3 separate regions of the Homo sapiens genome follow, and regions 1 and 3 are each linked to region 2. The links are chromatin contacts, found by Hi-C or POLR2A ChIA-PET in ENCODE. All regions are on one chromosome and are shown on one strand. The core of a region is the stretch at or near the end of the contact, and the rest is flanking DNA. Distances in the headings are between cores, read along the strand shown. Region 1 holds the start of SOCS7 (suppressor of cytokine signaling 7). Region 2 overlaps SRCIN1 (SRC kinase signaling inhibitor 1). Region 3 holds the start of PIP4K2B (phosphatidylinositol-5-phosphate 4-kinase type 2 beta).

Region 1 (2,732 bases), core at 6-2,505, 210 kb after region 2:
CAATAGATAAAAAGGGAAACCAAACAAGAAAAGGAAGTTTGTCGGCCAGCCCCCGGCCGGTCTCACCTCCCCGCGTCCAGCTCCCGGCCCGCAGAGCCTCCCATGTCTGTCAGGCTCGCAGCTGAAGCAGCCAGCTCTCCAGAAGGCCTCTTGCCGGTCCCATCCCCACCGCCGGAGCCACCGTTGCAGCTCTTGGTGCGAAAGAGGCGACTGAGGCGGATTTTGAAGGAGCCCTTCCGAGAAGGACCCGCGAGTGGCCGGAGGGGCCCGGGAGGAGGCGGGGGCGGGGGAGGTTGCTGCTGCTGCTGCTGCTGCTGCTCCCCTCTACTCAGGCGCCCCAGAGGGACCAAGTCCTGCAGCGGGAAGGGCACCGGAGGTAATTCAGGGCCTGGGGGCTGCAGCAGAAGCCGGCCGCCCCCTCCTCCTCCGCGACCCGGGCTGCTGAGCTCCTCTTCCGAGCAGCTGTTAGTCTCCAGGCTCTCGGCCTCCGATTCCAAGCCCTCCAGGACCAGCAGCGCGTCGCTCGTTTCCGTGGGGTCCTCCCCGGCCTGCGGGGCGGCAGCAGGCGGCTGGGGCTGCGGAGGGGGCGGCTGAGGAGGACACGGACACGGGCAGCAACCCCCACCGACTGTCTTGACCCCCGGCCCCGCCGGCTGCCCGAGCCCCAGAGCCGCCAACTGCGCCTCTAGTCCAGCCGCCGGGCCCCAGGTCCGCTCGAGCGCCAAGCCCGGCGGCAGGGCCTTGGGGTCCAGGGCACAGCGGTGCCGGGGACACAGCAGTTCCGAGGGTCCCGGCTCCGGGGCCGCCTCCACGTCCTCCTCCTCCGGCGGCCGACCCACGTTGCGGAACACCATCAGCTGCGGCGGCCGGGAGCCCCGCGGGCCGGGCCGCGCGAGGAAGGGTGGCGGCGGGGGGCCATGGCCCGGGGGCGGTGGCGGAGGGCCTGGCTCGGGGGCCGCCTCTCCATAGCCAAGGAGGCGGCTCAGGACGCGGTACGAAGCGGCCGCCGCCGCCGCCTCGCCATCCCGGAGCTCGGCCTCCTGCATCGGGGAGAGGGAGGGAGGGCGGGCGGCTGGGAGCCGGGCTGGGGTGGGGACTAGGCCGGGCCCCGCCGGAGCCCCGCCCGCCGCGGCCCCCGGAGCGACAGCGCTAACGGCCGCCGCGGCCTCTGCCTCATAGAGGGGGGCGGGGGGCGCGCGGAGCCCAGCGCGAGCCCAGGCCGCGCTCCGCCACCGCCGAGCACCGCCCCCAAGCCGACGTCACTTCCGGAAGGGCTTAGCCACGCCACTTTCCCCAGGGCGTGCTCGCGCTGGCCTCCACGGCGAGTGACGCCGCGCGCGCCCCCGGCCCCTATTGGCGGTGAGCTGTCTGTTGGCTGGCGTTGGTCTCTTTTCCCGGTCCTTGCTTTTCACTTCCTGGGCGCCCAGGCCCAGGCCATCCCATTCGGTAGAGTGGAGAGGCCTTGGAAACCATGGTCTGGTCCTGGGAGCGCGCCGCTGGCCTTGGGAGCACATATGGTTCTGCCATCTACGCCGCTTGCGATGTGTGACCTTGGCTGAGTCATTTCATCATTAATCTGTATCTCCGTCCGCCTGGCACCCAGTGAATGTTTGTGGAATCAGTACATGAATCGTGTTCTAGACCCAGTGCTGTACTGATAAATGTGTAACAACCAGCTCTCTGGGGGGAGAACGGGAATGTATGCACATATATAGGTACAAAAATTTGTCGTTAAGTTTTACTGACATAAAGGATGTGTAGTTCACAATTTACAATTAATAGTAAATTGGCAAATTCCATATAACTCTTTCTCACAGAATGCTTTCATTGATTTTTGCCAAACTCTTATATGGGTAGCCAAACTGTGATTGCAGTTGACCTAGGAGTGTAATTGTAAAGGTGAATGTTGGTTGATAAAACTGAAAAAGACAAAACTTAATTGGATTGTCAATGATGGGAGCAACTTCTTTGCTGAGTCAGAAAACGGTTTCAAATACTGGAAGAATATTTACTCAATTTTTGTGCTATTCATAATGTAACGGCTACAGACAACACATTAAGTTTTTGCTGTTGTTGAGATGGAATCTTTCTCTATTGCCCAGGCTGGAGTGCAATGGCGCTATCTTGGCTCACTGCAACCTCTGCCTCCCGGGTTCAAGCAATTCTCCTGCCTCGCTCCAGGTAATTTTTTGTATTCTTAGTAGAGACAGGGTTTCACCATGTTGGCCAGGCCAGTTTTGAACTCCTGACCTCAGGTGATCCACCCGCCTTGGCCTCCCAAAATGCTGGGATTACAGGCGTGAGCCACCGCGCCCACGCCCGGCCTTCTTATCTTTACACAGGGATAAGGATTGCAATTTTGCTTGCTTGCAGGCATGTTGTGAGGATCAAATAAGATCAAGCTTTTTGTGTGGAGGAGGTGAGACTGGAGGCAGGGAGCCCATTGAAATAGTCCCAGTGGGAGATATTGAGAGATGCAAGGGAAAAGGAGGAAGGATCAGCTGCAGAACTCAGTGACTTCTAATACCTGAGGGTGCATTGAGGGGAAGAGGGTGGAGGGTTGAGTCCTGCAACCAGAGGGACCTTTTCAGAATGGAAATGTGTTCATAGCCTGTGATTAAAATTGTTCATGGCTTCCCATTGTTCTTAGGCTAATGTGTGATCTTGTGATCTGACCCCTGTGTGATCTAACCCCTGCCTCTCTAGCCACATCCCCTGCTAAGCTCCACCTT
Region 2 (3,106 bases), core at 585-3,084:
TTGAAGGCTCCAATGGAGCAGCCACCCCCTCAGCACGTGAGTGAACCTCCCCCTCCCCCATCCTTGTTCTCTCCGAGCCTGTTTTCTAATCTATAAAGTGGGGATTAAGCAATAGCTACATCACTGGCCTTAGCCCAAGAGGTCTTTTTCCTGGCACTTTGGTCCCCACCGTTAGGGCTGACCACTTGGGGCAGGTAGAGCCACGGGCTTCTCTGGCTACTGTGTGGGGTCGGAGAGTAGGGAGGACTTTGTCCCAGCCCAGTCCTTCCCAGGCTCACAGTTTGTTCACTTTCTCCCATCCTCGTGGTCCTCTGCAGCCTGTGGGTCAGGCGGCCGGAGCAGCGGGGCCACCCCGGTGTCCGGCCCGCCCCCGCCCTCGGCCAGCAGCACCCCCGCAGGTCAGCCTACCGCCGTTAGCCGGCTGCAGATGCAGCTTCACCTGCGAGGCCTGCAGAACAGCGCCAGTGACTTGCGCGGCCAGCTCCAGCAGTTGCGCAAGCTCCAGGTACCGCCCCGTCCTGGGCCCCGCCCCACCAACGCCCACCTACTGGTAGAAGTCCCTTGCCGCAAGTCCCGCCCCATCCCCTACTACCTCATCCTTTTCCCAGAGCTTCCACGCCCGAGTCCTTCGCCGCTCACTGGCCTCTCTCCGAACCCTTTCTCCCCTTCCCCTTTCTTGAGCTTCCGCTCCCTCGCTGAACCTCCACTTCCTCACCAAGGCCTTATCCCTCGCCCGTGACCCCCTCATTGAGCCCTCCTTCTCCTTCCCTGAGTCCCCATCGCCCTCCTGGAGCCCCAGTCACCCACTGAGCCCCTCCGTCGTCAGTATCCCTCGGGGCAGTTCCAGTTCCTTCCTGCCCTGCATCCCTTTCCCTGAGTCAGCGAGAGCCCTTCCCCCAAGTCCTCTCAGCTCCTCCCTCCTGAGCCCCAACAGTCTCCCCGGCCCTGCTTGGCAGATGGTCCCACCTGTCAGGAGCTTGGCATCGCCGAGTCCGCTCCTCAAGCAGGCCCAGGGGCCGTCAGGTGAGGATAATTAGCAGAGACAGGCTGGGGAGGGGGCAGAGAATTGCCATCTGGGCAACGGGTAAGATCTTGCCCACCCCCGCCATTCAGGCTTGGAACAGGGTTGGATCGATCATCAACTTAGTCTTCCTGTCCCAGCCATAGAAGCTCTATCAAATGCCAGCGCTTGAGTCCTTCATTCCAGTCCCGTCCCCATTCCGGGATGATGGAAGCCATAGCCATGCGGCCGCACTGTCGGCAGGGACCTACATAGGGCTACACCCTGTCCCGCAAATATTCCCAACCCCTTCTCCTGCCTCATATTCCCCAGAACTTAACCTTGCCCTCCTCCCCCTGCAATACCACCCCTGCTCGCGGCCACAGCCATGCAGCTCCCCCTTTGCATGGCCCATTTTAACGCTCCCCTCTCCACGATCCCCATCCGTTCTCCTCCTGCCTCTGTTCTTCCCCAGAACTTAGCCCTCTGCCCCTGCCCTTCGCCATCCCGCCCCTGCCCTTCGCCATCCCACCCCTTCGCTGCTGCCTGAGGCGGAGCCAAGCAGCCGCTTCTTCTGCAGAGCCCCGCCCTGGATTGGGCAGTCCTCTACCCGCCTTCTCCCGGCCCTTCCCCTGCCTCGCGGCTCCGCTCCCCCCACCCGGGTCCATCCGTCCGTGCGTCCCGCAGCTACAGAACCAGGAGTCGGTGCGCGCGCTGCTGAAGCGCACGGAGGCAGAGCTGAGCATGCGCGTGTCGGAGGCGGCGCGGCGGCAGGAGGACCCGCTGCAGCGGCAGCGCACCCTGGTGGAAGAGGAACGGCTGCGCTATCTCAACGACGAGGAGCTTATTACCCAGCAGCTCAAGTGAGGCTGGGCCCGCGGCGGAGGGAGGGGTGGGGGTGCGGCTGGAGTGACCCGCAACCTGGTTTCCCTGGGAGGCGCAGCTCCCTTCCCTCTGAGTCACAGGTGGCGTTGGTCTGTTCTGAAGCCTGATTTCATTCTCCTCTGGCCTGATTTCACTGTGACCCACAAACTTTTGACCGGCTGGCATTATTCCTGATTTCTTTTTTCTGGCTTGATGCCTGCTTTTGCTATGGTCTTGCTTCATAATGATCCACACTCAGGCTTCCTGTGGCCTGCAGCTTCACTGTCATGTGGCCAGCTGCCTGATTTCCCTCTGCCCTCTGCCTACTTTCATTTTGGCCTGTGACCCGTGCAAAGTGACCCTTGGGTAGTGAGTTCAGGTGCAGCGTTCAGGTGCCGTCACTGCTCCAGCCTGGCGCTGACCAGCCATCATTGGAGATCCGATTCCCTGATCTCTGAGTCCAGATATAGCCAAGGAAAACCCACCTTCCTTCCTAGTGCAGCTGGAACAGGGCTGTAGTGTTTTCAGAAGGAAGGAGGAATCGCGAACACTGTGCCTCCGCATGCTTAGGCATGGAGGGGTTAACAGAAGACAGTCTTCTGATCCAAATTTAGCAAATGGCTGTCTGGCCAACCATTCCATTGTCTGGCACCTTTGAAGGGAGACGCTGCCTTTCAGTGTCCATTCAGGGAGTGAGCACCCACCCTGCTTTCCCTCGCCAGTGATAAGGATCTGAGACAGAGGCCCTGCTCCTTCCTTTGGGCCCTCTCTTGGTGACACAGGGCACTAGGGGACCTGGAGTCCAGTGCCAGCACTGAGAGGCTGAGTGATCAGGGCAGTTCCTGCCCCTCTCTGTGCCCCAGTGTCCTCATCTGTACCCAGCATTAAGTTTTTCACCTCTCTTTTCAACAAGGGGTTGAGTTGTACTGGCCAGTGACTCCGGGAGCCAGGAGAGGCTGCTCCTTGGAGCCCAGCTTCCTCACTAAGTCATAAATGAGCCTCTTGCGACGGGCTCCTTGAGATGGGTTGCTGCTCCTCAGCCTGAGGCCCACATAGCCTGGTGGTACATGTGCATTTTAGCAAGGCCCAAGGCAACAATTCCCATGACACCATGTGGCTGAAATAGGGTAAGGGGCCACCCCATCACTCTAGGTGTGATAACTTAGTGAGGACTCCAGCCAGATCTCCAAGCAGACTGGCAGGTGTCATCTCTCCTCACCCAGGGAATTCCATTTCTCCAGA
Region 3 (2,741 bases), core at 38-2,537, 240 kb before region 2:
CACCGCACTCCAGCCTGGGTGACAGAGCGAGATTCCGTCTCAAAAAACAACAGCAACAAAACAAAACCCTCGAGGGGCCACTCTCCTGTCTTTACTCCTTTTCCCTTCTCTATTCTTTCACCAGAAGCCCTCATTTGACCAGTGAACTCCTAGGCCCTCTTGACCCGCACATTAGCTGGGCGATTTCCTTGTTCTGCTAATTCCTAATTCTGCTTAAAATGTATTTGGATTTCTGTTTTTGAACACTTATGATGCCAGGCACTGTAATGCTTGAAACCCGATCTTTCCCTAGAGAATGTAACATACGTTTTTATTCATTTAATCACTTCATTATGCCGGGGTTAATTATGTTTATTTTATAATTGGTAATAAAGGCCACATTTATTTTTGTAACTGTTTAAAGAGCGACCACCTGTGGAGTACCGTGTTTACGAATTTCCATGCAGAAAGAACAACGTTGACCTGTAATTTGTGTCGAATATATGGAGATCCCTCATCTGAGAATTATGTAACAAAGCGTGGGGCAGTTTACTCAAAGATTTTACGAAATGAGCCAGAGTAAGACGATTAGTGGGATAGGTGTCTGAAGGTGCTGGCGGCCTCTGAGCTCTGACCCTTTGCGGGGAGAACAGGCAGCAGGTGGGTGGGCGCGGGGCCCATTCATAAAAACCAGTGTTCCTGGCCTGCTTCTCTCATTGGCCCTGGGGGCAAGGGGCGTGCCCCGCGGGTGGAGCGCGCCCGGGGCCCAGCAGAGTGGGCAGATCCACGCTTAGGTGGAGCGAGGGGGCGTTCCTTGGCTTTCTAGGCTGGACTTTCTCTTCCCCTTGCTGCGTCCCTCCTCTCCCCCGGGGTGGGCATGGTACGTCCCGCCCTCCTCGCATTCCCGTCCCTCCTTCCCTTCCGGAGCGGTGGCATCGCCGCCATCTTGGCATTCGGGTTGCGGGAAAGAGCCAAACCCTGGCGTTGGGGGGCCCGGGCGGGGAGCCCCTCCCGCGGTCCACAGCGACGCCTGCCCAGCCCTCCTCCCCTTCCGGCTCCGGCACGGGGCCCCGAGGCGTTCGGAGGCCAGGCGGGTTTCTGTCAGGCCCGGGGAGGAGGGGCGGGCGGGGCGGCCGCTGCCTCCCCGGGACGGGCCGTACCACGCGGACGGGGAGGACGGGGCCAGGGGACTGCAGGGCGGCTGCACCGCCCGGGGGCGGGGTGCGGAGCGGGCCGGCGGGCTCCCCGGGGCGGGGCGGGAGGGCGGGGCGTGGGGCGGACGGAACCACCGGGGCGGGGTGGGAGGTAACGGGACGGGCGCGACCATGGCGCGGTGAGGGAGCGGGGGTGGGGATCGGTCCGGGGGAGGCCTGAGGCCGCTGGCTTGTGCGCTGTCTCCGCCGCCCCCCTCTTTCGCCGCCGCCGCCGCCGCCCCGGGCATGTCGTCCAACTGCACCAGCACCACGGCGGTGGCGGTGGCGCCGCTCAGCGCCAGCAAGACCAAGACCAAGAAGAAGCATTTCGTGTGCCAGAAAGTGAAGCTATTCCGGGCCAGCGAGCCGATCCTCAGCGTCCTGATGTGGGGGGTGAACCACACGGTAACCAGCTCCTGCGCGCCCCTCTGAGCGCGGCCCCGCGCGCTCCCACGCCCCCTGCAGCCCTGGGCCCTTGCCCCGCAGGCCCTGCCGGTGACGCCTGCCACCCCTCGCCAAGCCACTTGCACGCCCACCCCACCCTTGCACGCCTTTCGGCCCCGTGTGCACTCCCCGCACGCCACGCGAGGCCTGGTGTCTCTGTGGTCTGCCGTCGCCACCTCCCCTTCCCTCCAGCCCTTCTGGCTTCCTGCGTGTGGCGTGCTCGCTTGGGGCAGCCCATGGAGCGCAAAGGCAAGGCCTCAGTGCAGTGGAGTCGCTTTCATCCCTGCTTCTCCTCCTCCCCCCTCATCCTGTTTGTGAGGGTGTATATTCCCCCTTGTTCCTTACAGCCGGCTGCCAGCTCTGTCAAGTAGCAGTGGTCTGCCCAAATAGTCCTCTCTTTCTGATCGTTTGGTTGTTGTGGCTGCTCAAATTCTTCCATCCTCCAGGCCTCCTTACCTTTGAATGTAGAACTCCACCCTGGGTTTCCTTTTTTTTCCCTCTTGAACAAGATGTATCAACTGGAGAAGCACAGGCTTCCTTGAACCAGACACTTCACCTGGGTCTCTCTGGGTTAGGGAGAAGAAAGAATGGCTATTAACCATTTGAGAGAAGAGGATGCCTGGTTATAAGGAGGGACTATTCATAGTAGAAATAATATGTCTTCCCATAGTTTTTGAAGGTGATCATTTTAAAGATGTTGACTTATCTGTTGTGTGGCTGCAATGTTGTGATGATGCATAGTGATTATGGTCCTAGATAGGAGAGATAGGTCCCCTGGGTCCTTAGGGTGCTTTGAGATTGTTCAACAGCCCCTGCCAGGAAGTTGGATCCTGACAGTTTAAGCTGGAAGACTGTTTATGTGGTGTTTGTTCAGGGTCTTTATTCTCCCTCTTCCAACCACTTGCTCTTTGCCTTCTGACCATTTCTTTATGAATCCCCACACTAGGAATGAGCAGAGGAAGTAAAAGGACCCGAAACACCAACTTCACTAACTAGAATTTTGGAATAAGGAGGATCAAGCTTGGGTTTCCTGTGGATTTCAGTTCTTTAGGTTCACTTGTGAGTGCTTGAAATTGCTCACAAGACCAAGCGATGACAAAGAGGGCCAGCAAGACTTTGCATTGC

What was found. Hi-C counts contacts between places; a loop is a spot of excess contacts on that map. ChIA-PET counts read pairs that join two places held with the same protein, here RNA polymerase II (POLR2A). Pooled maps may share reads with other maps.
Region 1: a map of CD8-positive, alpha-beta T cell shows a loop between it and region 2 (2.6-fold over the local background). The contact joins the promoter of SOCS7 here to the enhancer-like site in region 2. A Hi-C loop is called at or near these places in 4 of 168 maps with a recorded cell type or tissue (CD4-positive, alpha-beta T cell, CD4-positive, alpha-beta memory T cell, CD8-positive, alpha-beta T cell and 1 more) and 8 of 50 pooled maps. POLR2A ChIA-PET finds 5 or more read pairs at or near these places in 3 of 52 experiments (Caco-2, Panc1 and activated T-cell).
Region 3: a loop to region 2 is called in a map of naive thymus-derived CD4-positive, alpha-beta T cell, with 11 times the contacts of the local background. The contact joins the promoter of PIP4K2B here to the enhancer-like site in region 2. A Hi-C loop is called at or near these places in 1 of 168 maps with a recorded cell type or tissue (naive thymus-derived CD4-positive, alpha-beta T cell) and 7 of 50 pooled maps. POLR2A ChIA-PET finds 5 or more read pairs at or near these places in 2 of 52 experiments (H1 and naive thymus-derived CD8-positive, alpha-beta T cell).

The regions. Positions count from the first base shown.
Region 1 is chr17:38,350,367-38,353,098 of GRCh38, reverse strand. It overlaps SOCS7 (suppressor of cytokine signaling 7), which reads right to left and starts at 1,255. Exons shown (of 10, transcript NM_014598.4): 1 at 67-1,255. The coding sequence starts at 1,046. LOC124903991 (a long non-coding RNA gene) reads left to right here and starts at 2,103. Exons shown (of 2, transcript XR_007065738.1): 1 at 2,103-2,181; 2 at 2,374-2,640.
Region 2 is chr17:38,556,984-38,560,089 of GRCh38, reverse strand. It overlaps SRCIN1 (SRC kinase signaling inhibitor 1), which reads left to right. Exons shown (of 19, transcript NM_025248.3): 9 at 1-36; 10 at 318-505; 11 at 1,688-1,863. Among named protein-coding and RNA genes, the nearest start is that of SRCIN1, 47 kb to the left of the region's middle. Within about 2 kb of position 1,834, at least 19 of the 41 ENCODE cell types and tissues checked have a DNase peak (open chromatin) inside an H3K27ac peak, as active enhancers do; they include CD8-positive, alpha-beta T cell and mammary epithelial cell, where a contact is called at or near this core.
Region 3 is chr17:38,798,102-38,800,842 of GRCh38, reverse strand. PIP4K2B (phosphatidylinositol-5-phosphate 4-kinase type 2 beta) reads left to right here and starts at 1,287. Exons shown (of 10, transcript NM_003559.5): 1 at 1,287-1,577. The coding sequence starts at 1,419. It overlaps CWC25 (CWC25 spliceosome associated protein), which reads left to right. Exons shown (of 10, transcript NM_017748.5): 10 at 1-402. RefSeq lists an enhancer at 1,292-2,110.